Regions from separate parts of the Homo sapiens genome. Here region 2 is linked to region 1. Evidence: chromatin loops called from intact Hi-C (ENCODE). Cell type or tissue: PC-9. All regions are shown on one strand. Each heading gives the region's core, and the rest is flanking DNA. Links, peaks and the distances in the headings are about the cores only.

Evidence for each region. Hi-C counts contacts between places; a loop is a spot of excess contacts. Peaks named below come from ENCODE experiments on the same cell type or tissue, not always from the same donor. Only the 100,000 strongest peaks of a DNase experiment are listed, where the experiment ranks them.
Region 2: a loop joins it to region 1, with 6 times the contacts of the local background. A loop is called at or near these places in 7 of 110 quality-filtered maps.

The regions. Positions count from the first base shown.
Region 1 is chr18:8,884,060-8,899,508 of GRCh38, forward strand. No RefSeq gene overlaps it. Among named protein-coding and RNA genes, the nearest start is that of GACAT2, 180 kb to the left of the region's middle. In PC-9, for the core only: no CTCF peak of the experiment used is centred there; a DNase peak (open chromatin) is centred at 7,072; H3K27ac peaks cover 1,187 bases.
Region 2 is chr18:8,941,103-8,956,551 of GRCh38, forward strand. No RefSeq gene overlaps it. Among named protein-coding and RNA genes, the nearest start is that of NDUFV2, 150 kb to the right of the region's middle. RefSeq lists an enhancer at 7,515-8,287. In PC-9, for the core only: no CTCF peak of the experiment used is centred there; DNase peaks (open chromatin) are centred at 5,059, 7,799 and 12,279; H3K27ac peaks cover 1,669 bases.

The sequences.
Region 1 (15,449 bases), core at 3,996-11,995:
TACTTTAAGTTCTAGGGCATGTGTGCACAACGTGCAGGTTTGTTACATATGTATACATGTGCCATGTTTGTGTGCTTTACCTGTTAACTCGTCATTTACATTAGGTATATCTCTTAATGCTATCCCTCCCCCCTCCCCCCACTCCACGATAGGCCCTGGTGTATGACATTCCCCACCCTGCGTCCAAGTGTTCTCATTGTTCAAATCCCACCTATGAGTGAGAACATGCGGTGTTTGGTTTTCTGTCCTTGCAATAGTTTGCTCAGAATGATGGTTTCCAGCTTCATCCATGTCCCTACAAAGGACATGAACTCATCCTTTTTTATGGCTGCATAGTATTCCATGGTGTATATGTGCCACATTTTCTTAATCCAGTCTATCGTTGTTGGACATTTGGGTTGGTTCAAGTCTTTGCTACTGTGAATAGTGCCGCAATAAACATACGTGTGCATGTGTCTTTATAGCAGCATGATTTATAATCCTTTGGGTATATATCCAGTAATGGGATGGCTGGGTCAAATGGTATTTCTAATTCTAGATCCTTGAGGAATTGCCACACTGTCTTCCACAATGGTTGAACTAGTTTACAGTCCCACCAACAGTGTAAAAGTGTTCCTATTTCTCCACATCCTCTCCAGCACCTGTTGTTTCTGGACTTTTTAATGATCGCCATTTGAACTGGTATGTGATGGTATCTCACAGTGGTTTTGATTTGCATTTCTCTGATGGCCAGTGATGAGGAACATTTTTTCATGTGTCTCTTGGCTGCATAAATGTCTTCTTTTGAGAAGTGTCTGTTCATATCCTTCACCCACTTGTTGATGGGGTTGTTTGTTTTTTTCTTGTAAATTTGTTTAAATTCTTTGTAGATTCTGGATATTCGCCCTTTGTCAGATGGGTAGATTGTAAAAATTTTCTCCCATTCTGTAGGTTGCCTGTTCACTCTGAAGGTAGTTTCTTTTGCTGTGCAGAAGCTCTTTAGTTTAATTAGATCCCATTTGTCAATTTTGGCTTTTGTTGCCATTGCTTTTGGTGTTTTAGTCATGAAGTCCTTATCCATGCCTATGTCCTGAATGGTATTGCCTAGGTTTTCTTCTAGGGTTTTTATGGTTTTAGGTCTAACATTTAAGTCTTTAATCCATCTTGAATTAATTTTTGTATAAGGTGTAAGGAAGGGATCCAGTTTCAGCTTTCTACATATGGCTAGCCAGCTTTCCCAGCACCATGTATTAAATAGGGAATCCTTTCCCCATTTCTTGTTTTTGTCACGTATGTCAAAGTCCAGATGGTTGTAGATGTGTGGTATTATTTTCAAGGGCTCTATTCTGTTCCATTTGTCAATATCTCTATTTTGGTACCAGTACCATGCTGTTTTGGTACCAGTACCATGCTGTTTTGGTTACTGTAGCCTTGTAGTATAGTTTGAAATCAGGTAGCATGATGCCTCCAGCTTTGTTCTTTTGGCTTAGGACTGACTTGGTAATGTGAGCTCTTTTTTGGTTCCATATGAACTTTAAAGTAGTTTTTTCCAATTCTGTGAAGAAAGTCATTGGTAGCTTGATGGGGATGTCATTGAATCTATAAATCACCTTGGGCAGTATGGCCATTTTCACAATATTGATTCTTCCTATCTGTGAGCATGGAATGTTCTTCCATTTGTTTGTGCCCTCTTTTATTTTGTTGAGCAGTAGTTTGTTGTTCTCCTTGAAGAGGTCCTTCACATCCCTTGTAAGTTGGATTCCTAGGTATTTTATTCTCTTTGAAGCAATTGTGAATGGGACTTCACTCATGATTTGACTCTCTGTTTGTCTGTTATTGGTGTACAGGAATGCTTGTGATTTTTGCACATTGATTTTGTATCCTGAGACTTTGCTGAAGTTGCTTATCAGCTTAAGGAGATCTTGGACTGAGATGATGGGGTTTTCTAAATATACAATCATGTCATCTGCAAACAGGGACAATTTGACTTTCTCTTTTCCTAATTGAATACCCTTTCTTTCTTTCTCTTGCCTGATTGCCCTGGCCAGAACTTCCAACACTATGTCGAATAGGAGTGGTGAGAGAGGGCATCCCTGTCTTGTGCCAGTTTTCAAAGGGAGCACTTCCAGTTTTTGCCCATTCAGTATGATATTGGCTGTGGGTTTGTCATAAATAGCTCTCATTATTTTGAGATAAGTCCCATGAATACCTAGTTTATTGAGAGTTTTTAGCCTGAAGAGCTGTTGAAATTTGTCAAAAGCCTTTTCTGCATCTATTGAGATAATCATGTGGTTTTTGTCTTTGGTTCTGTTTATATGATGGATTACGTTTATTGATTTGTGTATGTTGAACCAGCCTTGCATCCCAGGGATGAAGCCAACTTGATCATGGTGGATAAGCTTTATGATGTGCTGCTGGATTCAGTTTGCCAGTATTTTATTGAGGATTTTTGTATCGATGTTCGTCAGGGATATTGGTCTAAAATTCTCTTTTTTTGTTGTGTCTCTGCCAGGCTTTGGTATCAGGATGACGTTGACCTCATAAAAAGAATTAGGGAGGATTCCCTCTTTTCCTGTTGATTGAAATAGTTTCAGAAGGAATGGTACCAGCTCCTCCTTGTATCTCTGGTAGAATTCAGCTTTGAATCCGCCTGGTCTTGGACTTTTTTTGGTTGATAGGCTATTAATTATTGCCTCAATTTTAGAACCTTTTATTGGTCTATTCAGGGATTCAACTTCTTCCTGGTTTAGTCTTGGGAGGGTGTATGTGTCAAGGAATTTATCCATTTCTTCTAGATTTTCTAGTTTATTTGCGTATAGGTGTTTATAGCATTCTCTGATGGTAGTTAGTATTTCTGTGAGATCGGTGGTGATATCCCCTTTATCATTTTTTATTGCATCTATTTGATTCTTCTCTCTTTTCTTCTTTATTAGGCCATTAGCAAGCTAGAGGCCTATCAATTTTGTTGATCTTTTCAAAAAACCAGCTCCTGGATTCATTGATTTTTTGAAGGTTTTTTGTGTCTCTATTTCCTTCAGTTCTGCTCTGATCTTAGTTATTTCTTGCCTTCTGCTAGCTTTTGAATGTGTTTGCTCTTGCTTCTCTAGTTCTTTTAATTGTGATGTTAGGGTGTCAATTTTAGATCTTTCATACTTTCTCTTGTGGGCATTCAGTACTATAAATTTCCATCTACACACTGCTTTAAATGTGCCCCAGAGATTCTGGTATGTTGTGTCTTTGTTCTCATTGGTTTCAAAGAACATCTTTTTTCCTGCCTTCATTTCGTTATGTACCCAGTAGTCATTCAGGAGCAGGTTGTTCAGTTTCCATGTAGTTGAGTGGTTTTGATTGAGTTTCTTAATCCTGAGTTCTAGTTTGATTGCACTGTGGTCTGAGAGGCAGTTTGTTATAACTTCCGTTCTTTTACATTTGCTGAGGAGTGCTTTACTTCCAACTATGTGGTCAATTTTAGAATAAGTGTGATGTGGTGTTGAGAAGAATGTATATTCTGTTGATTTGGGGTGGAGAGTTCTGTAGATGTCTATTAGGTCCACTTGGTGCAGAGCTGAGTTCAATTCCTGGATATCCTTGTTAACTTTCTGTCTCGTTGATCTGTGTAATGTTGACAGTGGGGTGTTAAAGTCTCCCATTATTATTGTGTGAGAGTCTAAGTCACTTTGTCAGTCTCTAAGGACTTGCTTTATGAATCTGGGTGCTCCTGTATTGGGTGCATATATATTTAGGATAGTTAGCTCTTCTTGTTGAATTGATCCCTTTATCATTATGTAATGGCCTTCTTTGTCTCTTTTGATTTTTGTTGGTTTAAAGTCTGTTTTATCAGAGACTAGAATTGCAACCCCTGCCTTTGTTTTCCATTTGGTTGGTAGATCTTCCTCCATCCCTTTATTTTGAGCCTATACGTGTCTCTGCATGTGAGATGGGTCTCCTGAATACAGCACACTGATGGGTCTTGACTCGTTATCCAATTTGCCAGTCTGTGTCTTTTAATTGGAGAATTTAGCCCATTTACATTTAAGGTTAATATTGTTATGTGTGAATTTGATCCTGTCATTATGATGTTAGCTGGTTATTTTGCTTGTTAGTTGCTGCAGTTTCTTCCTAGCATTGATGGTCTTTACAATTTGGCATGTTTTTGCAGTGGCTGGTACCAGTTGTTCCTTTCCATGTTTAGTGATTCCTTCAGGAGCTCTTGTAAGGCAGGCCTAGTGGTGACAAAATCTCTCAGCATTTGTTTGTCTGTAAAGCATTTTATTTCTCCTTCACTTATGAAGCTTAGTTTGGCTGGATATGAAATTCTGGGTTGAAAATTCTTTTCTTTAAGAATGTTGAATATTGGCCCCCACTCTCTTCTGACTCATAGAGTTTCTGCTGAGAGATTCCCTGTTAGTCTGATGGGCTTCCCTTTGTGGGTAACCCGACCTTTCTCTCTGGCTGCCCTTAACATTTTTTCCTTCATTTCAACTTTGGTGAATCTGACAATTATGTGTCTTGGAGTTGCTCTTCTCGAGGAGTATCTTTGTGGCGTTCTCTGTATTTCCTAAATTTGAATGTTGGCCTGCCTTGCTAGGTTGGGGAAGTTCTCCTGGATAATATCCTGAAGAGTGTTTTCCAACTTGGTTCCATTCTCCCTGTCACTTTCAAGTACACCAATCAGACGTAGATTTGGTCTTTTCACATAGTCTCATAATTCTTGGAGGCTTTGTTCATTTCCTTTTACTCTTTTTTCTCTAAACGTCTCTTCTTGCTTCATTTCATTCATTTGATCTTCAATCACTGATACCCTTTCTTCCACTTGATCAAACCGGCTACTGAAGCTTTTGCATGTGTCACGTAGTTCTCGTGCCATGGTTTTCAGCTCCATCAGGTCATTTAAGGACTTCTCTGCGTTGGTTATTCTAGTTAGCCATTCATCTAATCTTTTTTCAATGTTTTTAGCTTCTTTGCAATGGGTTTGAACATCCTCTTTTAGCTTGGAGAAGTTTATTATTACTGATCGTCTGAAGCCTTCTTCTCTCTACCCGTCAAAGTCTTCCTCCATCCAGCTTTGTTCCATTGCTGGCGAGGAGCTGCGTTCCTTTGGAGGAGAAGAGGTGCTCTGATTTTTAGAATTTTCAGCTTTTCTGCTCTGGTTTCTACCCATCTTTGTGATTTTATCTACCTTTGGTCTTTGATGGTGGTGACGTACAGATGGGATTTTGGTGTGGATGTCCTTTCTGTTTGTTAGTTTTCCTTCTAACAGTCAGGACCCTCAGCTGCAGGTCCGTTGGAGTTTACTGGAGGTCCACTCCAGACCCTGTTTGCCTGGGTATCACCAGCGGAGGCAGCAGAACAGTAAATTTTGCAGAACAGCAGATGTTGCCTGATCATTCCTCTGGAAGCTTCATCTCAGAGGTGCACCCGGCTGTATGAGGTGTCAGTCAGCCCCTGCTGGGAGGTGTCTCCCAGTTAGGCTACTCAGGGGTCAGGGACCCACTTGAGGAGGCAGTCTGTCCGTTCTCAGATCTCAAACTCCAAGCAGGGAGAACCACTACTCTCTTCAAAGCTGTCAGATCAGGACATTTTTTTGCTGATGCGTAACTTCTAAAACTCCCCAAGTTAGGCAGTGCAGCTGAGCCAGGATCTGACATTCATGCTCTGTTCTCAGGCAAGCTTACAAAGCTACATTTTTACCAGTGAGAGCCACAAATATGTGGTCTATTCCACAAATGTTCTTTGCCCAGTCTGAAGGAAAAGACTAGTATGAAGATGATAGTTCCTCCCAGGGTTGATGATCAAAGAACCAGATTCTGTCTACACTGGATCTGGTTGCACTGGCTGACTTGAACTCATCTTGTTCAAGAACAGAGTGAGGCCCAGTTAATGCTGCTGGGAGAAACTGAGTAGTTTGTCTCCAGGTCAAGATGTACAGGAGGTGGTCATTGAGGAAAACAAGTGCCCAACTCATCCAAAAGCTGACCATTGAGAAGACCAAACACCTAAACTGCTTCTGTGGAATTTGAGGATTTGGCCAGGCTATTTCCAATGCAGTGAAAAATTTCCATTTGATTCTGAATAACTGCTTGTAAAACACAAATAAATGCAGCACAGTTTTATAAGTTTTCTTCAATTCTGGCAATAAAGTAAGTGAATTCATTGGAACAATCCCTATGCTAACCTGCTAACCAGCTGACAAACCAGATCAATAGGATACTGTCTACTCCTCTGACAGCTACATTTGTGTCTTACCACCTCTAATTGGTATTTGATTTTAAATCTATTTCCAAAAAAAGTTTTTTAGAAGTTTAAGAAATTTACTATTAATATTAATTTGAAATAATAAATTATAAAATTATAATAATGTGGTATAAACATTTAAAAATGCAATTGAACACATTATAAAGTTGAGAAATAGATCCATATACATACGGAAATTTAGTATAGGCTAAGGTTAGCATTTCAATCAGTAGAAGAAAAATAGTTTATTCAACAAATGGTTAGGGGACAATTATCAAGAAAACAATTTGCAGCCCGGGCAACATAGGGAGACCCCATCTCTACAAAAAAAATTTTTTTTAATTAGCCAGGCATGGTGGCACATGCCTATAGTTCCAGCTACTCAGGAGGCAGAGATGGGAGGATTGCTCGAGCCCAGGAGCTCAATGCTACAGTCAACTATGATAACACCACTGTATTCCAGCCTGTGCAACAGAGCAAGACCCTGTCTCAAAAAAAAAAAGAAAGAAAGAAAGAAAGAAAAAAAGAAAACGATTTGAATCTATAATCACACTTTTATGTTGGAAAAAAATTGAATCATTCAGGTACTAGAGGAAATCATGGGGTAATTTGTTTTTATAATAATCTTAGAAAAGGAAGTGCTTTCTATGTATGAAACAAAATCCAGAATCTGTATCCTGAGTAATAAAGAATTTATTGGGCTTTGTCCCTGGTTCCTGGTTCCTGTGAGTTAATCTCTAACTTCTTGGAATTTCCTGGGTGATAGGAATGTCTTTGTTATTCATGGTATGCCCTCATAGTTTATTCTAATAAGGTGACTCATAGGAGGCTCTTCGACAGTTTCTAAGAGATGACTCGAGACAGAGGCTGGCCACTGAGAGAGAGACCAATTATGTCATTAGAGGGTTGGAATTTGAGCCAAGTGATATCAGCCTGATCTCCAGGGAGGGAAGAGGGGTGACTGGAGACTGAGTTCAGAGGGTGACTAGTGTTTCAATCAATCATGCACACATAATGAAACCCAAAAAAACTCTGAACTTGAAGCTCAAGTGTGTATCCTAGTTGACAGTACTCTGCATATTGTACACACCGATGTGCTCGGAGGATGATGCATCCCATCTCTGCAGGGAGAGGACACCAGAAACTTCCCATCTAGGACCCTCCCAGACCTCTACCTATCTGTCTCTTCTTTTGATTGGTTCTTATTCGTAATCTTTTTGTGATAATAAAACTGTAATTTTTTAAATCATATAGCTCTTCCCTGAATTCTGTTAGTCATTCTAGTGAATTATCAAACTTGAGAGGATCGTGGGAACCCCGAACTTGTAACCAGTTGGTCAGGAGTGAAGGTGGCCTGGGGACCCCTGAACTTGCAGCTGATGCCTGAAGTGAGCCTCATTTCAGACATCAGCTGCAAGCAAGTTCAGGGGTCCCGAGGTCCCCAGGAAGTTTATCCTCACTCTGGGTGCTTATTGTCAGAGGCCATTGCACTGTTTTAAAAAGGACTGATAAAGTTGATAATATTAAACTCAAAATTTTCTACACAGCCTCCTCAGAAGTAATGTAAAAAGACCAGTACAAACTGGGGGAAATGTTTGCAACTCATATCACTGAAAATGACTAATTTTTCTAACAAATAAAGAACATCAGTACTTTGGGAGGCCAAGGCAGGAGGATCACTTGAGCCGAGGAGTTCAAAACTAACGTGGGCAACATTGTGAGACCTCATCCCTACAAAGAATTGTTTTAAAATTGGCCAGGCATAATGGCGTGCACCTGTAGTTCTAGCTACTCAGGAGGCTGAGATGGGAGGATTGCTTGAGCCAGGGAGGTCAAGGCTGCAGTGAGCTATGATCACCTCACTGCACTCCAGGCTGGGTGACAGAGCAAGACCCTGTTTCAAAATAAAAATAAAAGAAAAAAAAAAAAGAACATCTACAATACAAAAAGATGAAAAGCCCAGTGGAAAAAGAAGCTTAATCAAAAAATGAGATATAAATGTCTTTTAAACTTACAAAAAGATGTTCAACATCACCACAATGAGAAAACTGCAAAATGATACTTCCTGACATGCAAAATTTTTACCAGATTAGTAAAAATCAAAAAGTTCAATAACAAACTGTGTGTGGAAGATGTAGGAAGTAGGCACTCTCATTCTTTCTGGTGTAAGTATAAGTCTGTATGTCCTCCAGGAAGGGCAATTTGGCAATAACTATCAAAATATTACTGCAAGCCAGATGCAGTGGTTCATGCCTGCAATCCCAGCACTTTGGGAGGCGGAGGTGGGCGGATCACCAGAGTCAGGAGTTCGAGACCAACCTGTCTAACATAATGAAACCTCGTCTCTACTAAAAATACAAAAATATATATATATATATATGACCAAGCGTGGTTGCGGGCGCCTGTAATCCCAGCTGCTTGGGAGGCTGAGGCAGGAGAATCGCTTGAACCTGGTAGGCAGAGGTTGCTGTGAGCTGAGATTGCACCACTGCACTCCAGCCAGGGCAACAGAATGAGATTCTGTCTCAAAAAATAAAAAATTAAAAAAAATTTTTTTAAACCCAAAATATTACTGCAGATGTCCTTATACGCAGTGGTGTTAGTTTTAGAAACTGATTCTACGGGTATGCTTGCTCGTGTGTAAAATTATTCATATACAAATTATTTATGACAGTATTGTTTCTAGTAGTAAAATATCGGAAATATTCTAAATGTTCATCAGTAGGAGAATGGTCAAATAGTTATGCTACAACCATATAATAAAAATAATTCATATATCCATAACAATAAATGAAGAGGGAAGCTTTTATGTACTTCGTGAAAAATATAGTAAGTGAAAAAGAGGGGTCCAGCAAAGTGGGCATTGTATGCTACTAGTTTGTAAAAATTAAAAATTAAAAAAAAATAGCAGAGGCATATTAGTCTGCTAGGGCTGCCATAACAAATATTACAGACTGGGTGGCTTAAACAACAGAAATTTTCTCTCAACTCTGAAAGCTAGAAATCCAAGATCAGGGTGTCAGCAAGTTTGGTTTTTCCTGGAGCCCCTTGTCTTGGCTTGCAGACGGCCATCTTCTCTTTGTATCTTCATGTGGTTTTCCCTCTGCATGTGTTTGTCTTCATCTCCTCCTCTTATAAGGACACCATATTGGCCTAGGGCCCACCCAAATGACTTCACTTTACCTTAAGTATCTCTTTAAAGGCCCTATCTCCAAATGCAGGACATACTGGGGATTACGGCTTCAGCATAAGAATTTGGGGAATACAAATTCAGTCCATAACAGGGGGCAATAAGGAAGATAGATATACAGATCTATGTCTATATATGCACAAAATATCTCAGATATACACAAGAAACCATTAACATCATTTGACTTCAAGGTGGGGCCCTGTGTGGCTGGAGGAGAGGAGGGAAGGGGGACGTTTCATTATATGCCTTTTTGAAGTGTCTGAATTTTGGATCATTGTTTATATTTTAAAATATACAAATTTAAAAGTGTTTAAATGAAGAGGTTGGATTGGAGTCCAGGACTTCAGACCATATATGGCATCTAGTAGGAAGACTCTTTATGTGCTGATGAAATAACAAGTCCTCACACTCTTCCAGGATAATAATTGCCTGCCTGGCACTTATGTAATGGAGATAAAGCTACTGGAAGCCAATACTATCACAAGATGAATGCTTGCTATTTTAAAAATAAGCACCTGAGCATTTATCTACTTTCACAATCCAATTTTCTGTGACAGCAGCATTTTTCCATCATTAACTTCAATGTGTAGGATAATGCATTTGTAGCTGACAACTATTTTACAAATAGTAAAGAATGTAGCATAATAATGTATGTTCACTCGGGCTAAGACATGAGTAACTGAACATTTTTATAAGTTAGCTATAGCTGAAATAATATGTCCTTTATTGCCACAAGAAGGGGGAATAATAGCTGTGCCTTAATAATCTCAGTGTTAAGAATAAATTTCCCAACACCTCTTAGAAAGGTGAAAGAAGTATAGACAACAGGACTAGAAATACTACATATTTTGAGGAATAGTAATAATAGCTAGTGGTGCAGTTGTTTTGTGCTATATATTTTCAAAGTGCTTTTCACTTGCTCATTTATTCCAACTATTATTTTAAGATAAATTTTAACTCATATTTTATAGATGAAAAAAAATGTGGGGCAGTATAGCAGAAAAATGGTCAGCATTGATTCTGTGTTCATGGAATTCAAAGACTGCGTGGTATGTGTTATATCTAGAGATATTGCCAATTGAGAGAAATTGGATCATTCTTAAATTGGCTGATGGGTCCTCCTAAGTAGCAAGAAAATGTGATTCAGGGTTCAAACCTGAAGTTAAAAAACATGCAAGAGAGGACAAGAACTCCTACACAGTACATGTTTATTTATTTTTTGAGTAATAATTGCAGTGTATTGAGAGTTTTTATCTCACTTTATCTTTACCATGGGAAATACACAGCAAAATTCTCACTTTTACAAATTCTCAAAGAAGCATGATATTAATAATACAATGTATTTAATAATATGAAGACTGTGTTACTTTCTGCCTATGCTATTGAATACTTCAATACATATCTGCAGATGACCCTAAAAACCCACAAAGCCCAAAACTGAAGTCTGTGATAGAATTCCAGTGACAGATAGTAACTGAACATGAAAGCGTTCTTCTTTCCACTCCAAAATTAGCAATTCAGCCATCATCTTGTAGAGCTGAATGGGACAGCCACTCTCCAAGGTTCTGAGGACCTGACAGGGTCCCGGTCTACCCTCCTCATCACAGTATAACGAATGTATTTGCAGACTGAGAACATTCACTCCCTGATATGGTTTGGATTTGTCTCCCCACCCAAATCTCATGTTGAAATGTAATCCCCAGTGTTGGAGGAGGGGCCTGGTGGGAGGTGACTGGATCATGGAGGTACATTTCCCCCTTGCTGGTCTTGTAATAGCAAGTAAGTTCTCAGAAGATCTGGTTGTTTAAAATTGTATAGCACCTCCCCCCTTTTCTCTCTTCCTCCTCCAGCCATGTAAGATGCACCTACTTCACCTTTGCCTTCCGCCATGATTGTAAGTTTCCTGAGGCCTCTCCAGCCATGCTTCCTATGCAGCCTGCAGAACCATGAGCCAATTAAACCTTTCTTTATAAATTATCCAGTTTCAGGTATTTATTTATAGCAGTGCAAGGACAGACTAATACACTCCCTCACTTTGGTTCCAAGTTAAAGATCTGTTTGCAATTATACCATCAGGAATTCACTTGAGTTGCCCATGGACTAGACAGAGATGAGGAGACTGTTCAGGGAATACTTAAACTAATCAAAGCAACTTTACTAACAGGCTTAGCTGAGATACAAGCTCTGAAATATTTGGTGATGGATTCAAAGAATGAGGAGGCCAGGTTCAGTGGCTCACTCCTGTAATCCCAGCAGTTTGGGAGGCCAAGACAGGCAGATCATGAGGTCAAGAGATTGACATCATCCTGGCCAACATGGTGAAACCCCGTCTGTACTAAAAATACAAAAATTAGCTGGGCATGGTGGTGCACACCTGTAGTCCCAGCTACTCGGAAGGCTGAGGCAGGAGAATCACTTGAACCCTGGAGGCGGAGGTTGCAGTGAACTGAGATTGCACCACTGCACTCCAGCCTGGCAACACATCAAGACTCAGTCTCAAAAAAAAAAAAAAATGAAGAATACTATTTTCAAGTTTAATTACATATAGCTACCCTACAAAGATGACCTCCAGGGAACCACACTTTCTGATATTCATGCCTTGGAGAGTCCTCTCCCACACTGAATCCCAGCTGGCCTGTGACTCACATCAACCAAGAGAATGTGGTAGAAATCTTACCATGCCAATTCCAGGCCCAACCTTAAGAGGCTTGGCAGCATCTGCTTCTCATTTCTTGGATCACATGCCTTTAGGAGCTTTTAACTACCATGTGAAAAGTCATATGGAGAAGTCCCAAGACTGGAGGGAGAGAGAGTGGGAGAGAAAGAGAGACAGGGAGGGAGAAGAGGCCCGGTGGAGCTCCAGCTGTTCCCTCCAAGGCTGCATGTGGGTTAATCCTCTTGGACCTCTTCAGCCCAAGCAAGCCCCTGGCCTCACATGAAACAGAAGAACCACACAGCTGAGCTCAGTCAGAATCATGAGAGATAATAAGACATTGTTTGCTTTAGACCACTGAGTTGTGAGGTGGTTTGTTACCCAGAAATAGACAACTGAGACACAGATCCAGACCAATTTCATCAGAAATGTACTAGGCATGTCTGTCTTGTTGCCCACTAGCATCACAAATTCCGCTTGCCCACATTGGAAATAATCATTTCCCCCATGCCCTCTCCACTCCTGTGGTCCTCATAACAATGACTGTACCACCATCCACAGAGTTGCCCAGTGGCCCCCTGGAGGAAAAGGGAGAAACTCATTAAGTTTAAAGCTGAGATGACTGGGATAATCCATCCCCAGGCCTAGCAATGATGGCTTTCTGGAAAAAAAACTTGTTAAATAAATGAATGAACAGATGTCATTCCACAAATTGTCCTGTACTCTCATATTTCTATTTCTCATGCTGCCTCCTTTACTCCCAACACTATCCCACTCATAATTAATTAGCTTAACTCCTTACCTATAAGACCAAGCTAGGGCTGGGTGTGGTGGCTCAAACCTGTAATCCCAGCACTTTGGGAGGCTGAAGTGGAAAGATTGCTTCAGGCCAGGAGTTTAAGATCAGTCCAGGCAGCACAGTGAAACCCCCATCTCTACACACACACAAAAAAATCTTTTTTTTAATTAGCTGGGCACGGTGGCATACACCTTTCTCAGCTACTGGAGAGGCTGAGGTGGGATTATCACTGTGCCAGGAGTTTGAGGTTACAGTGAGTTATGATGGCAACGCTGCACTGCAGCCTGGGTGACAGAGCGAGAGCCTGTCTCAAGAAAAGAAAAAGTCAGAGTTAGAAGTTCCCTTTTCCTGGTGTCTCCCTGCTCACCACCCCACGTCTCCTCTGTGTTCCCAGAACAGCCATGCATACTGAGAGGGCTATGGCATGGTGAATAGCACATACACACAAATGGCACAGCAGCTTCTGCTGCATGCCACGGGATAGCCGTGTCTTAGATGTGTCTCCTGATGTTTCTATCATCACTCACCACTTTGCTTTACACCACTGAAGAAGCTCAGCCGTGAGGGATTTCACTCAAATAAAAAGAATGAGCAGGTACTGCCTAGAACAGTCCTTGATCTGTTTTGAACCAGAAAGTCAAGGCTGACTTTCTGGAGCCTGTCGTGAGACAGCAATCAAGTAATTCAGACTTTGGGATATAAAAAGGGTTTTTTAAACTACTCTTACAGGCTGACTTGAACTAGACAGTTTGGGGTCCAGATAGTCTTACTGACTTTTGGGGGCGCCTCACAGATTGCTGAGGAGCCTGCCATGGGGCTCATGCATAAGGGTGAGCTGACTAGGAGCAAGGCAGTCCCCACCACTAGGGTCAGATGGAGGTCAGGGCTGAGGCTGGGAAGACCTGCAGCTCCCCAAGAGCTGAGGTGGGGTAGAGTCAGACAGGTGAGTTATAAAAGCCCCAGACTCTGTGCTGAGAAACCAGATCCCAAATTATTATAGATCAGCTTCAGATATATCAGTGCCCAGGGCCTGCACGGCTACCAAAAGAATCACGTGGGGGCCAGGTGCGATGACTCACACCTGTAATCCCAGCACTTTGGTAAGCCAAGGCAGGAAGATTGCTTGAGTCCAGGAGTTCAAGAACAGCCTGAGCAGCATATCAAGACCTTGTCTCTACAAAAAATACTAAGAAATTAGCCAGATGTGGTGGCGTGCACCTATATAGTCCCAGCTACTTAGGAGGCTGAGGCAAGGGAATTGCTTGAGTCCTGAAATTCAAGGCTGCAGTCAGCAATGATTGCACCACTGCATACCAACCTGGGTGACAGAGCAGACCCTGTCTCAAAACAACAACAAAAACAACAACAACAACACACAAAAAAAATCAGGTGAGGCCACCCATATAAGAGCAGAGACCACAGACCATCACTTCAGTACCAGGGTCAGTTGGAGCCAAAAGAGAAAAACATGTCAGGAGGAAGTGTAAGTTCTTCCTTAAACTCAGATGCATCTTTGGAAGGAGGAGAAAGATGGAGGAAAGAGGCTAGGTAGGGAGTTGCATTTCAAATTGACTGTTTTAAACTGCAAAAGGCTGGAAGAAGTAGAGATACATTTAAAGGACACATTTAAGTTTGTCCCATCAGCAAGAATCTCACCCAGATCCAGATGAGCTCTGACAGAAATAATAGAGGTGTGTTGGTGTTGCACATCTAAGTGTGCTGCATAAATTTCAACTCCCACTACAATCATTCAGGCTGGGTGACCTTGATCAGGCCATTAATCCCCCCAGGTTGCCGCTTCCCCATCCATAAAGTGAGGATATTAGTACCTACATCAGAGCCACGTGGTGAGGACTCAATGACATAAGATCTCCCAAGAACAGTGCTGGAAGTAGAGTCAGCCCTAAATGTGGCAGGAGTGCCCATTCCGTCTATGATAATTCCACGCAATTTGTATCACTGACTGTCTTCACTATCTTGCGGTCTAGGCATCGCGTTCACTAGATTGTGAGCAACTCAAAGACAGACTATTGTTTTGGTTTTGTGTCTTTGGCGCTGAGCATAGGGTTCGGCGTGTGGTAGGTGCTCATATATGTTTGTTGACTCAATTTCTCTTGACAGGTAAAGATGAGACAGGCTCAAGGCTGGGAGGCCTCCAGAAGGAAGGCTGGCAGCATAGAGAACAAGACTCTCAGAAACTTGAATTGGCCCTGCCACCGGGGGAGCCCTCTCCCTCCCCAGGAGGACCCATCCATCATGCAGGAGTTGACATGGAGCCCTGGGTTTGATGCTTTGGGCCTTACTGGTCAAGGCAGGCCTTGGCCACTGCGGTTCACAAAGGCTGTCAGATGCTAATGACATGAAGATGCTGGCCATCTGCCACTGGAACCTGAACAGCTGCTTGGCAGGGAGAGGCGTGCCATTTCTCCACCAAGAGTCTGAAGAGGAAGCCTCAGGTCTAAGAAATCATGAGCAAAAGCCAGGCAGGAAGGAGTGATGAGGAATTTGCTTGATTGATGGGAATAACTGATCTACTGCATATTTACTCCACGCCAAGCAGTGTGCCCAGACTTTCTGTGTCACCTCATCAAATT
Region 2 (15,449 bases), core at 4,739-12,738, 58 kb after region 1:
CAGGGACTTCTGCTGGAAAAATCCACTTTGCTAGAGCAGGCACGGGGACCGCTGATAGGAGACATTGCTGGAAGATGCCAAGTGGGCGTTTCCAGATCACTTTTCATTTTAATCAGTTGTCAGAGTTTATATTCAGGAGCCCTCCCCTCAATATCTGGATTTTCAGCTTCTCTGGAAGACCGAGAAGACCTGGGCACGTGGGGCCAGCGTTTCTGAAGGCTGTGGTAGTAGACATGGACGTGGGCACAGATATTTCCAAGAGGACGCCTCTGCTCCACCACAGCAGGGACGGTCCACCCACCCAAGTGATCAGTTCTCATCTTCGTGCTTCTTAACTATCAGCAGCATTATCAGGAAAATAAGATAATTCTTGCATCCTCATCTTACTCAAAACCAAAAATAGGCCAGGTGCGGTGGCTCACGCCTATAATCCCAGCACTTTGGGAGGTCAAGGCAGTGGATCACCTGAGGTCAGGAGTTCGAGACCAGCTTGGCCAACATGGTGAAACCCCATCTCTACTAAAAATTTAAAAATTAGCCTGGCATGGTGGCATGCATCTGTAGTCCCAGCTACTCGGGAGGCTGAGACAGGAGAATTGCTTGAACCCGGGGGAGGGGGGTGGGGGGTTGGTTGCAGTGAGCCGAGATTGTGACACTGCACTCCAGCCTGGGTGACAGAGCAAGACTCTGTCTCAAAAAAAAAGAAAAAGAAAAAAGAATAGACCAAGACATGAAATGGGGAGTTTGGAAGTGAAGTGTATTCCTAGATGTTTAATATGCAAAGCATGCCTGTAATTAGACTATTTTTTTATAACTCACTTCACTCATTTACAGTTACTGTCTGACTCTCAGAGATATTTGAGTTTCCATCCTTGGTATCAACCTAATATAAGAAAATGTTTTCCTCAGATTTCTTTGGAAGTGAAATGTATTCCTAGGTGTTTAATAGGCAAAGCATGCCTGTAATTAAAGACTTTTTTAAAAACTAACTTCACTCATTTACAGTTACTGCCTGACTCTCAGAGGTATTTGAGTTTCATCCTCGGTGTCAATCTAATGTAAGAAAACGTTTTCCTTGGCTCAAAAGGGCCTACTGACACATTAACTAAATGCAACACATGGATCTTGTTTGGTGCATGATTCAAACAAACTAACCCTGATAAAACAGTTTTGAGACAATCTGTAGAGTATAAACATTGCCTGAGGTTTAGATGGTATTAAGAAATTATTGTTGATTTTTTTTTTAGTGTGACAATGGTATTTTTGTTACCTTTTAGAAGTATTCATCTGTTAAAAAGATAGGCAGTGAAATATTTATAGGTGAAAAGACATGATTTACAGGATTTGCTCTAAAACATTCTGAAGAATGTGCACTTTTGAAAATTTTCCATAATAGATGGTTTAAGAAAAACAGTGTCTACCCCCACGTGTCTAAGCGTCTGGCCCATTATCATGCAAAGCAGCATTTGGCTTCTTTTATCTTTTGTTCTCTTTGTTACTCGGGCTAAAACTACACATCAACGCTCCTGCAATATTGCTAACTTCTTTCCTTATGCTAGAAAACTTCTTTTTGATAGCATAATTCATTTAAATATGTTTAGATTAGCTGATAGTATTTTTATTTAAAATATTTATTTTAAAATTGTATATTTGTGTATGTTTGTATTTATATATTTGTATATAATAAATTAAATTATAATTTAAAATAAAATTTAAAAGAATATTTACTTTAAAATGAGAATATTAATAGTTCTGGAGGTGTTTTGTCTCCACTGGGCCTTAGTGCAAGCCAGACCAGGTTGATGTTGCCATGTTGCCAGCAGAGGCCTGGCTGTGTCCTGGGCACACCCTTGAGGGTCCTGCAGGGCCTCCTCCCTCGACGCCTTCACTGCTCCCCACTGAGCTCCATAACACAGCCCGAGGATGGGCCAGTGATGTGGTTTATACAGGGGACGCCTACGCCACAGGGGCTACCGAGGAGATACTCGTACTCTGATGATAATCACAGGGACTCAGATTTCCAATACACTCATCTTTCGGTCAGCCTACATTCCAGACAAGAGCTTCCTTGAGAAATTCCCTGAAGCTAAAAATGATCCTTCCCAGGTCTAAAAATTATAGTTCTCTATTCCCATGTCTGGCACAATTACCTTCCAGAGGGGCGTACGTGCCCAGCAGGCCCCGCGTGTCAGCTAGCTTGAGTCTCACATGCTTAAAGAAAGGGAAGCAGGGCACTGGAATGAGTGGGCCGCACCCTCTCACCACACCAGGGAAAGGGGAAGGCTAACTCACTTGTCAAGGGAACATGTGAAGCTTTTCGTAAGAGTAGGACCACATTATCAACCTTTAAGATTCTTATTTTACAGTTTATCCACAATTTTTTTTTTCTTGAGGTGGAGTTTCACTCTTGTTACCCAGGCTGGAGTGCAATGGCACAAACTCGGCTCACTGCAACCTCCGCCTCCCGGGTTCAACGGATTCTCCTGTCTCAGCCTCCCAAGTAGCTAGGATTACAAGCGCCCACCACCACGCCTGGCTAATTTTTGTATTTTTAGTAGAGACAAAATCTGCACCATGTTGCTTAGTCTGGTCTCAAACTCATGACCTCAAGGGATCTACCCGCCTCGGCCTCTCAAAGTTAATTACAGGCGTGAGCCATGGTGCCCGGCCAATTTTAAGGGTACTGTAAAAGACTCTCGGTCCTTGGTTCAGAGGTTGCAGGACAGAAATTGGTCATTTGCATCCTAGGCACAGATTGCCTTCAGGTGAGTGGGAAGAGGTGGCAGGATAAGGTGTACATTACTAGACAGAGGTCCCAGACTCATTCTTAGCAAGCTGTGTGAACTTGGACAAGTCTGTTAACATCCTTGCTGTATCCTCTTTCCTGTGTATATGAGTGAGAGAGTGAACAGAAAAATGGACAACAGCCAGACCACATATAAAAATAGAACTCTGACCCACAATCTGCAGTGACCAGCTCAGGAAGCCAACCTACTATCTACCAGTCACCCTTAGAGGAAGTCGGATCACTCTGTCTAGCAAACAACCCAAGCTGGACAATCACCCTGTAACAATTGGCCCCAAATGTTCAAGACTTAATACTTAACTGGCAGCTTCCCTACTTTTTGTCCCTGCTTCCAACTTAGGAACAATCAGAGAAAGTAAAATATGCACCCCTAACCAATCGCATGGGATGACCTACTCCTACTGAGCCACTTACAGCTTCCCCGTGATGACAGCTTCCAATCTGAAGCCATCCTTTTACATGTTGCCTAGGCTGCAGTGCAATGCGCAGTCTTGGCTCATTGCAACCTCCGCCTCCCAGCCTCAAGCAATTCTTGTGTCTCAGCCTCCCAAGTAACTGGGATTACAGGCACACTCCATCACACTTAGCTAATTTTTATACTTTTAGGAGAGACAGGGTTTTGCCATGTTGGACAGGCTGGTCTCGAACTCCTGGCCTCAAGTGATCCACCTGTATCAGCCTCCCAAAGTGTTGGAATTATAGGCGGGAACCACTGCGCCTGGCCGAGCCTTCCTTTTTCTACTAGAAAGCTTTTCCACCTCTCTGCCTGCCTTTGAATCTCTGCCTGCCTTTGAATCTCTGCCAAAGTGCAAGTGATGGTGGCCGACTCCCTTGCGAGCTCTGACTAAAGAGCCTTTGCTCATTCTCATTTGGGTGGTCTTCATTCATCTCCACATGAGACAGGGGTAGACTAAATGATTGATCTAGTGTCCTAATGCTTTTGGATTCTACAAGAATTTACATTTGGTCAACAAGTATTTACTGTGAATCTAGTTCAATGCCAGTCACTGTGCTAGAGGCTAGAGGTATTTGGTGAGTTTCCAGCCTAGCGAGGGAGACACTGGTACATTAAATAATTACACAAACGAATGTAAAATTGCAGCTGTGATGAGGCGCCGCGCACCGTGCATGAGTGCCTAAAGCAGTTGGCCTAGTCAGGGAGCACAGAGAGGATATCCTGAGGAAGTGGCACTTAAACTGAGATTTGAAGAGTGTTGAGAGTTTACCAGGTGAAGAAGAGGAAAGAGAAGGAAAATCCAGGCCAAGGTCATGGGGTGTATGAGGGCGTGGAAGAAGATGAGCCCAGATGGGGCACACAGAGCATGGGGGACAATGACAGGTGAAGTCTGAGGGAGAGGAAGGGACCAGGCCACACAGGGTCTCATAGGCACCCTTAAGGAATTTTGTCTCTATCCAGACACTAGCAACAACTGCAACATAATGACACTGTCCTCACAGGTTCACAAGGATTGCACGCTGGGTTCTAGACAGAAATATAATTGTAATTAAGCATTAATCAGGCTGCACTCTGGCCCACTTCCTTGCTGCTGAAAGTCACTCGGCACTAGGTACTGACCACTGGCATCCCCATTGCTCCCACAGACAGGATTGCTGACATTAATGTCCTAAGACTGCCTAGGAATTGATTTGCATCCCCATTGTTCCTATAGACAGGATCACTGACATTAGAATCATAAAGTCTTCGTTTAAGGATTGCTTAAGATGTTTCTCAGAGCCCAAATTCCAGTGAAACAGCTGACACCAACCAGTGTGAAGACCCCACGGAGGAATGGAATCAGCAAGAGAACACAGCTTCTTCCTCTCCTTGTCCCATGACTTCACCCTGCACTCTTCAGCCAATCAATAATCTCCACATTTTGTCCCACTCCAAACCCTTAAAAACCCTAGTCCAAAACTCTTCATGGAGTTGGATTTAAGGTTCCTTCCCATCTCCTTAGTAGGTGGCTCTGTAATTAAACCTCTTCCTCTGCTGCAAACTGATGTCTTGGCATATTGACTTGCTGTGCGCATCAGGCAACAAACCTATTATGGTTACAATAATAGCTCATTATTGAATTATTGAACAACACTTACTGGAAACTATGTATCCTGAATATACAAAGAACTTTTGCAACTCAGAAATAGAAAGACAAAAATCCATTCAAAAATAGGGTGAAAGCCTTGAATAGACATTTCTCCAAAGAAGCTACACAAATGGTCAGCAAGCACATGAGAAGATGCTTATGTTATTACTCACTAGAGAAAGGCACATTAAAACCACAGTGAGATACCACTTCACTACCACAGTGAGATGCCACTAGGATGACTGTAATTTTTTTTAAAGGAAAATAATAAATGTTGGCAAGAATGTAGAGAAATGGAACCCTCATACATTGCTGGGAAGAATGTAAAATGATGCAACCACTGTTAAAAACAGTTTAAGCAGTTTGGCAGTTCCTCAAAAAGTTGAACATGAAGTTACCATAGCACCCAGCAATTCAATTCCTACATATATACTCAAAAAAATTGAAAATGTATGTTCACACGAATATCTGCACATGAATGTTCATAGCCACATTATTCACAATAGCCAAAAATATAAACAACCCAAATAACCATCAACCGATGAATGAATCAACAAACTGTGGTACATCCATACAATGGAATATTATTCAGTTATAAAAAAGAAGGGAGTGCTGATTCATGCTGCAACAGGGATGAACCTTAAAAACATTATGCTAAGTGAAAGAGGCCAGAGAGTGAAGGTCACATAGCGAATGATTCCATTCAAGTGAAATGTCCAAAATAGGCAAACTCGAAGAGATGGAAAATAGATGAGTGGTTGCCAGGGAACAGGCAGAGGGGAAAAGTGACTGCTTACGGTTTCCATGGTTTCCTCTTGCAGTGATAGAAATGATTTGGAATTAGACAATGGTGACGGTTGCACGACATTGTGAATATACTAAAATCCATGGGATTGTACACTTTAAAATGATGCATTTTATGTTATGTGAGTTTTTGTCTCAATAAAAAAATTGCAAAAAAAAGAAAAAAAAAGGAATTAAGAAAGCAAAAACAGGCAGGGCACGATGACTCACACCTGTAATCCCAGCACTTTGGGAGGCTAAGGCGGGAGGATCACTTGAGGCCAGGAGCTCGAGACCAGCCTGGCCAACATGACAAAACCCCATCTGTACTAAAAATACAGAAATTAGCTGACTGTGGTGCTGGGCACCTGTAATCCCAGCTACTTGGGAGGCTAAGGCACAAGAATCCCTTGAACCCAGGAGGCAGAGGTTTCACTGAGCCAAGATTGCACCACTGCACTCCAGCCTGGGCGACAGAGTGAAACTCTGTCTCAAAAAAAAAGAAAGCAAAAACACAAAAAAGCAAAGAAATTTCTCCAACTGCAATCAGAAAAAAAGGCAGAAGGAGGCTGGGCGTGGTGGCTCACACCTGTAATCCCAGCACTTTGGGAGGCCGAGGCGGGCAGATCATGAGGTCAGGAGATCAAGACCATCCTGGCCAACATGGTGAAACCCTGTCTCTATTAAAAATACAAAAAATTAGCCAGGCGTGGTGGCAGGCACCTGTAGTCCCAGCTACTTGGGAGGCTGAAGCAGGAGAATGGCGTGAACCCAGGAGGCAGAGCTTGCTGTGAGCTGAGATTGCGCCACTGCACTCCAGCCTGGGAAGACTCCGTTTCAAAAAAAAAAGGCAGAAGGTGAAGCCAGAGAGATTCATAGCATGAGAAAGACTCAATACACCATCGGTGGTTTGAAGAAGGAAAGGGCAACGTGACAAGGAATGCAGATGGCCTTAAGGAGCTGTGAAAGGCCCTGGCTGACAGCCAGTAAAGAAACAGGGACCTCAGTCCTTCAGCCACAAAGAACCAAATGCTACCAACAACCTGAGTGAGCTTGGCAGAGATTCACCCGCAGAGCCTCGAATGGAATGCTCCCCTGCTGACAGCTTGATTTCAGCTTTGTGAGACTCTAGGCAGAGGACCCAGCTGAGCCCCACTGCACCCACCCTTTGAACCTACAAAACTGTGAGATAACGATGGATATCGTTTTAAACTACTAAATTAGTGGCAATTTGTTAGGGCAGCAATAGAAAACCAATACATTGGTTTCTTAAACACTTAGTTTCTACCAGTGTATTAGTTTTCCATTGCTGCCCTAACAAATTGCCACAAATTGAGTGGCCTACAGAAAGGTGGTTTGGCTGGACGTAGCATCCCTGCATCATTTTATCTAGTGCTGACTGCAGCATGAATATGGATAGGAATGTCGAGCGTAGGAGAAAAGACAAGAAGACAAGGAAGGAGGTGAGGACGGGGCCATGAGGACTGCTTCAATACATGGCCAGACGGAAAGCCACCAATAGGAGGAGGAGCCATGAGGCTCAAGAAGAGGAAGGTAGTGCTGTGTTACGGTCATTGCTTTGATCAATGCTGTCTCAGACAACAGAATACACTCTAGCTAATTTAAATAAAAGACATGTATTTAAAGTCACTAGCAATTCATAGAATTGTTGGGAAAAGCAAGGACACAGAGGCTAGGCTGAGCTTCCAGGAATAAGTGTCAGAGGAGCTGCTGCCTCTGCCATCATCAGGGAGTCATCGATCTGGAAGCTACATCCCTGCTCTTGGCTGGAGAACCTTCCTGCCCTGCTGCGATGCACAGCAGCAAAAAGTGATGCCTCCAGCCCTGCCTCCCTGCCCAGCATCTCAGTTTCAAATGACAGTCCCAGAGAGGGCGCCTGATGGGTGGAATTGAAACCTCAACTGGAAACAGTGGAGAGGGAATATGGAAAATGTCATTTTTAGCTTTCTCTCCACTGCCAGGAAGGTATGCAAAGCAGGAATAGAATGAATGCTGAATGAGTCAGCCCACAGTATCTTCCTCAGAAGGCAAGGAAGGCCAGTGTTTGAAAGAGGGAGTGGTTAGGCTGGCAGTGTCAGATGAGGCTGAAAGAGACAACGAACCTTTCCGGAATTTAGTAATGACAGGACACCTAAACAAAGCTGAACCAATGCATCACAGAAGTGGAGTCCTTGAAGAATGAATATAAAGTGAGAAAACGAAGACAGTGCCTATTATCAAGTGTTTCCAGAAACTTGGCTGTGTAGAGGTGGAAAGAGACAGGGCGGAGCTGCAGGGGTGAGGGGTGTGGAGGGACAACTCAGAGTCAATTTCCCTTCCTCTCCTTTGACTCTGATTGGTTTGGTTTCCAGATGTCTAAAAACCGATGAGAAAGTCCTTTGCGGGGGGAGGGGGTAGATATAAAGATAAAATAGATCATTCAAAGGGGAAAAGGGCTAATCCATACAGTGAGATTTCCGAGAAGGCAGCAGGGGTGGGGCAGGGAGGCCCAGAGCGCAGGTGGAGAGTGAGCCTGGTGTGGAGTTAGCCACTTCTCCCCAGAGGAAGGCAAGGATGTGGAGGGTGAAAGCGGGCTCGCAGACACGGTAGGAGAAAGACAGGCACAGCCATCTGGTAGCTTCTATTTTCTCTGTGAAGTGGGATGCTCAGTCATCGGCTGAGAGGGAGGAGGAGGAGCGGGCAGCTGAGAGCCAGGAGAGGGACAGCGCGATGGGTCCTCTGGAGAGTGAGAGGGCGAGGGGGGCCACAGACACAGCGAGGGGGGAATATCACACCCCCTGAGCATGGCAGGACCTGCGCGCTGGGGTGTGGCTCTCCTGGAGCAGAGAGAAAGTATGCACACACACACACACACACACACACACAGACACAGACACACAGAAACACAGACACACAAACACACATACACACAGAAACACAGACACAGACCCCCACACACGGACACACAGACACACATATATGATACTTCTTGTCTCATCTGGGATGGGGTTTTTGCCAGATGGGTACAACACTAAGAAAAAATGAGCTTGGGAGTTGGTTCTGTGAACACCTAGCTGGTTTGAGAAGAAAACAGAAAGGTGAGGGCTGAGGGAGTGGGAGAAACAGAGGCCGCGGCACCACTCCCAACCAGGTGGCACCAAGAGCCAGCGTGGCAGAGGAGGGGGGAGGTGCGGGAAGCAAACTGCGGGAGAAGAGGTCGCACTGAGAGAGTGCCGCTGCTGACTTAGGGATGTGCAGTCTTTTGAATGATTGCTATTTTCCAGATCCTGTAATAGACTAAATGATACCCCAGAGAAATTCGAATAATAGTGATGACACGTCCACAGGGGGCAGATTTACCAAGAAACCTAAGCTGTAAGGCCTGTCACCTGTAAGCCCTGGGAGGGGCCCTAGCAGTTTTTATGTTTGTTATTTTGCATATATGCACAAGCTTCAGGGACAAAACTTAGGTCCACCCACGGGCCCCTCCCCAGGCCTTGGAAAAGGACATGCACATAAGGAACACCACAGTCAAAGTTTCCTCAGCATCACGCCATCTCCATCCCGTCATGACATCTAACTGCACTGAAAGAAATGAGCATCTAGCTGAGGTTAAGTTTCTGCACATGTGCGTATGTGTATTGCATAGACTTTAAGGTGGCCCCATGACCCCTGTGACTTGCTCCTAACCAACAGAATATGACCAACGTGATGCAGTGTGACTCTCAGGATTATGTAGTTATATAAGACTTGGTCTGTTTGAAAGATTTGAAGAAGCCAGCTACCCTGAGGTCTACATCTTTCCACAGCCTTGGTGAGTTTGGATGGAGACCCTTACCCATGGGAGTCTCGAGATGAGAACGCAGCCCTGGTCAGGACCCTGATTGCAGTTTTGCTGAGGACCCAGCTAGGCTGTGCCCAGACACCTGCCCCACAGAAACATAATAAATGTGTGTTGTTTTAAGCCATTGAGTTTACGGTAATTTGTTATGCAGCATAAAAAAATGGATACAATAAGTAAACATAAGGATAATAGTCCTTGCTTTGCTGGGTTGATGTGAGGATTGTATGGGATATGTGAAGGTGGTGCTATGGTGTGAATGACTGTGTCCCTCCCTCCAAAATGCAGGTGTTGGAACCTAATCCTCAACGTGGTGGTAGGTTTACCACCTGAAGCAGAGAACAGCCCTCACCAGATACTGAACCAGCTGGTGCCTTAACATTGGACTTCCAGCCTCCAGAACTGTGAGATGTAAGTTTCTGTTCTTTATAAATGACCCAGCCTCAGGCATTTTGTTATAGCAGCAGGAACAGACTAAGATAGTGGCCAACACAATTCCAGGTGCCTGGTAATGCTTCCCTTCTGCCCCTTCAGGGACAGAAGTTCTAGAAAGAAGCAATAGGTCTAGTGAGAAGCAACTCATCCCAACTCTATTAGAGTTGACTTAGAGGCCCAGGCCAATTTAGTTGGTGGGACAGTAAGTGTTTTAGAAGTAGACTTGGGTTCAGATCATGGCTCCATTACACCCCAGCTGTATGATTCTGGGGAAGTGTTGTGCTGGACCCCTGTTGATTCCAATAGGGATGGTGCCCTGTCCGAGAGGCTGAAGAAGAGATCCAGAGCTAGTAGACCAGACTGTTGATTGAGGACCCACATACGGGGCAGTCCAGGAACGGGGGGCTAGACATGAGAACTGCTATTGTTTGAAAAAGCATGCAGTTTATATGGCAATTTTCACTTCCCACCCTCCATCTATCAACCTCTGTTTAAACCAAAACAAAGGCTTCAATCCCCTGTACACCTGTGTTCCAAGGAATGGACCAGGGGTTCGGATGTCCCTCATAGATAAGGAGTGAGTCTCTGGGTTGGCCACTCCCAGACACACATTCTTCTTAGACCACAGGGTCATTCTCAGGGTGTGCTTAAGTTACTGCTGTCAGTTGCATCTGCCATACAGGAAGTCACTTAACCACCTTGACTGGTGCAGTCTTCACCTGCAAAGGAAACATGTACTTAACTTCCCAGGGGACAGAGGAAACCAAAGCAGATAAAAATACATAGAAACCATTTTGTGTAGTCGCTGGCATGGAATAAGAGCTCAACAAAGGTCCTTTCCCTTAGTCTCTTGCATTTCAGGACCACAAACTCTCCACCTGGAAGCCCCTGTCCTATCCTGCTGCACCCCTGCACCGCCCTGCTCATCTGCCCTTCTCCACTCTTCTCTGGAAAACCCTCCTGCCTTGGCCCAGCTCCATTCTTTCCAGGGCTCCTTCTTAGAGGATGTGCTTTGGGAAGGAGCTCGTTAGTGCACTCAAACCAAGGGGTTCACAGTCCATGATTTAATATGAGGGGTTCCCTGGGGCACTTGGCTTTTCGCAGGGCTTAAGCTTTCAACCTGAGGATGAATCTTTAATGACAGTACTTCAACACTTGGGACAGAACCCTAGGGGATGGTGATGAGCAGTCGGTCTTCACTATGCACTTTGGACCCTGCACTGAGCCCCATGGCCTACTCTTCCTGGGCTAAGCATTGTGCTGGAGTGGACGGGACCATCAGCCTGAAACCATGAACACACCCAGTCACTGGGCAGAAATGAGAGGTGGCACACACTTCCGACCCAGCTGCTCAGAGGCGAAGTGATATTTCACGCCTGAAATGTTCATCTCATAAAACTCTTAAAATATGCTAATTAATGGTAAACTGGGCAGATACTTTTCTGTTAAAGAACAGATTACAGCACTAAGTGACCCAGGGAGATCACATTCTAAAATGGATGCTCCAGACTAAGGTAACTTGATACGCTGCCCTTTTGACCAGAATTTGCTGGGAAAGAAATAAACCATATCATCATATAGTTTGTGGTATGTGAAGGTGAAGTGCGTTAGTTTCAACAAAACACTGAGGCACAGGCTCTCAAAATGAATTTTTGTATTGCTTCCTAGAGTGAAAAGTTGTTGGATAGATGTAGTTTGTATACTAAAATATTGAAATTTCTGGGGCATTTTGCTGTATTACAGAGACAAGTAAAATAGTAAAAACTGGAATGGTTTCAGAAACACTAGAACATATGGTACCCATCCTAGCAAAATTCATTGCCAACGCAGAAACCAAAAATAATTGGAATTTTTGGTGAGGTGAATTTGGAGACACTGCCAAAAAATGGACTCTTCCCATCTCTATGCCTTCTGCTTGCGGTCTCTGGCCAAATGCTGTCCATGGATGAAAAACAAGGTTTCCCAGGAGGTTGCTAAAGTAGACGGCATCATGCAGTAGGACGGCCTTGCCCTGCTGAGGAGAAATGACAAGGCACATATGGTGCTCATTCCTGCAAACGTCAACTCCTTATTTCAAAACCAAAAAATGAAATAAAATGCTTTTCAAACATTTATGCACAGATCAATCGAGAATGTGGTTCCAAGGATGTGAGTAGGATGCCGTGAAGCGGTTGTCAGAGTGTCCTGCATATCCCCTTGATATCTGGACTTCTTCTAGCTGGTGGTGCAGCCAGGGAACTGACTCACGATCACTGCAGGGCAGCATGCCTTTCAGCTCACACCAGGAAGACTCTGCAGATTGAGTAACTTTCTTCCAAGGGGCTGTTAAACTTTAGATCCTTCGTGACTCACAGAGTGAAGTCTCACAATAACCAAAGTTTAGACAACAAAATATCCTCAAGAGCACTTATGATTTTTACAAAATATGCAGCCTCTTTGCCTTTACCTTTAAGTGGCCATTGGCTGTATTAGTCAGAACAGGCTAGGTTATGCTGCAGAACAAACAGGACCTGGAATCCTTCAACAAAGGTATAATTTTTGCTCATGATATTTCTCCAGCACAGGTGAGCAGGTATTGGGGAGTAGTCTGCTCCACATAGCCACTCAGGAACCCAGGCTAAATGAGGCTTTGTTGTCTGTAATGTGGCCAGTGGCCTAGGCAACAGAAGAGCCTGCACAGACAGCTCACATCTATAGTTCAGACCAACAGGGCCACATATTACTTCTTGTAGTCCATTGGCCAGGACTACTCAAATGACCCCATTTAATGGCAGGGAGGTTTGACATGTAGTCTTTCATGTGCCTGGTGGAGAGAAGCACTAGTAATATCTATTAGATTTTAGTATTTCATCCACTTACTTGAGCCTGTACTAAATTCTAGACCTTGTGGTGGATATAGATGCATATAAAGTACATTAATTGCCCTCAAAATCTGAAGACACTATATCTCAGGATGGAAAAAGTGAGGTTTGAGACTTTGACCACCCATACTCAAGCAATTACATCATTTGGAATATCTCTCTCCCAAAAGATGGAGAATGATTGCCCAGAGGAATGATTGCCCAGAGGAAGACAGACTGGACAATCCCTGACGCGCAAATCCAGAAATTTCATATGACCCCTACCATCAAAGGGCTCAGCAAGCACCCTCTTACTATACCTGCCAGAGCGCAACTACTGTGCCCTGGCAATCAAAGCGGGGTGGGTGATGCAGTGTTCAGAGAAGGATGAGAAAAAGAGGACTATGTGAAAAGCAAGAATATTCTGATTGATGACATATTTTAGGCTCTGAGGCAGGACTGGATCTGCTGTCTGTCAGGCCTCAGAGCCCAAGCTAAGCCATCATATCTCCTGTGACCTGCACATATACATCCAGATGGCCTGAAGTAACTGAAGAATCACAAAAGAAGTGAAAGTGGCCCGTTTCTGCCTTAACTGATGACATTACCTTGTGAAATTCCTTCTCCTGGCTCATCCTGGCTCAAAAGCTCCCCCACTGAGCTTGTGACCCCCATCACTGCCAGCCAGAGAACAACCCCTTTTGACTGTAATTTTCCTTTACCTATCCAAATCCTATAAAACGGCCCCACCCCTATCTCCCTTTGCTGACTCTCTTTTCGGACTCAGCCCGCCTGCACCCAGGTGAAATAAACAGCCTTGTTGCTCACACAAAACCTGTTTGGTGGTCTCTTCACATGGACGCAAGTGAAACTGTCATGATGGTTCCTCTGTTTTTGTAGGGGTTTTTTTTTTTTTCTTTTTTGAGATAGGGTCTGGCTCTGTTGCCCAGGCTGGAGTGATCATAGCTCTAGCCATGGCATGACCATAGCTCACTGCAGCCTCGAACTCTTGGGCTCAAGTGATCTTCCTGACTCAGTCTCCTGGGCAGCTAGGATCACAGGTGTGCACCATCATGCCTGACTAATTGTTTTTACATTTTTAAATTTTTGTTTTGTTTTGAGACAGAGTCTCGCTCTGTCACCCAGGCTGGAGTGCAGTGGCGAGATCTCCTCTCACTGCAAGCTCTGCCTCCCCGGTTCAGGCCATTCTCCCGACTCAGCCTCCCGAGTAGCTAGGACTACAGGCACCCACCACCACGCCTGGCTAATTTTTTTGTATTTTTAGTACAGATGGGGTTTCACCGTGTTAGCCAGGATGGTCTCGATCTCCTGACCTCGTGATGGGCCCGCCTCAGCCTCCCAAAGTGCTGGGATTACAGGTGTGAGCCACTGTGCCCAAATTTTTAAATTTTTATAGAGATGGGGTCTCTTTATGTTACTCAGGCTGGTCTTGAACTCCTGGCCTCAAGTAGACCTCCCATGTTGGCCTCCCAAAGTCCTAGAATTATAAGTGTGAACCATCACTCCTGGCCCATGATGGCTTCTCTGAATGCTGCCTTTTGAACTTTTTATCTTGTCTGAAATTCAACTGATTTGAGATTCATCTTGGTTATTGAGCACCTTTTTTTCAAAACATGCATATTTCCCAGAGGACTCTGAAGCTAATAGCTATTGAATGTGAACCCGTTCAATCAGATACCTTTCCTTTCTAACACCTAACTTTTGGGGATAGGGGTTTTACTGAGGATCAGGTGATGGCAAGGCTACTTGGGGTGCCCGAGTGAAGGGCTTGGGGTACCACTAATAGACTAGGGTCCTAAGGAAATAACATCCAGGGATGGCCAGGAAGCAGCCCTCACCAGATCCCAGATATTCCAACATCTTGATCTTGGGCTTTCCAGGCCACTTTTGGGTTTGCAATTGATGCCTTCTCATTGCATTTTCACAAGTGAAGAGCTGAGAGTGAGCAAGTTCTCATGTCTCTTCTTACAAGGGTGTTAATCTCATTTGTGAGGGCTCCACCTTCATGACCTACTTACCCCCAAATCCTCCTCCTAAGATCATCACGTTGGGGATTAGGATTTCAAGATATGAATTTCCAGAGGACACAAGCATCCAGTTCATAACAGGGCTGGTAAGGGTTACAGTTGGAATTGAGGGTTACTGTTGGAATTGAGGGTTCCATGCTCTTTCCCTAGTGACACCTTCCTTCTGGTCACTGACCTCACCCTCACTCTTGCAGTTGTGGCCTCCAGGTGTCCAGAGCCGACTCAGGACAGGCCTATGAGGACCAGCATTCTCTCTCTGACCTTGTAGTCAAATGGGTCTTGAGAGGCCCAGCTCTGAAATCTCGTTTCTACAGTTGTTACATTTCCTATGGCATCTGAAAGGAAAATAAAATCTCTGGACCCCAAACTCGCTAAGCCAAAGGGAAACATTAAGCTGGGAACTCGGTCAGGCAAACCTGCCTTCCACTTTGTTCCTAAATAGATAGCTACAAGATAAAAGGCTACATTCTTCCCTCACAATTTCCTCACAAGGAAATCTCTTGTGAGCCCCAATATCTTTACCCTAAGACAGTTCTGTTGAATTTCACCCTACAATGTATTAATAAATTAGAAGCTAATCTTCTACAGAAAGAGAACAAAAACCAAGAACTA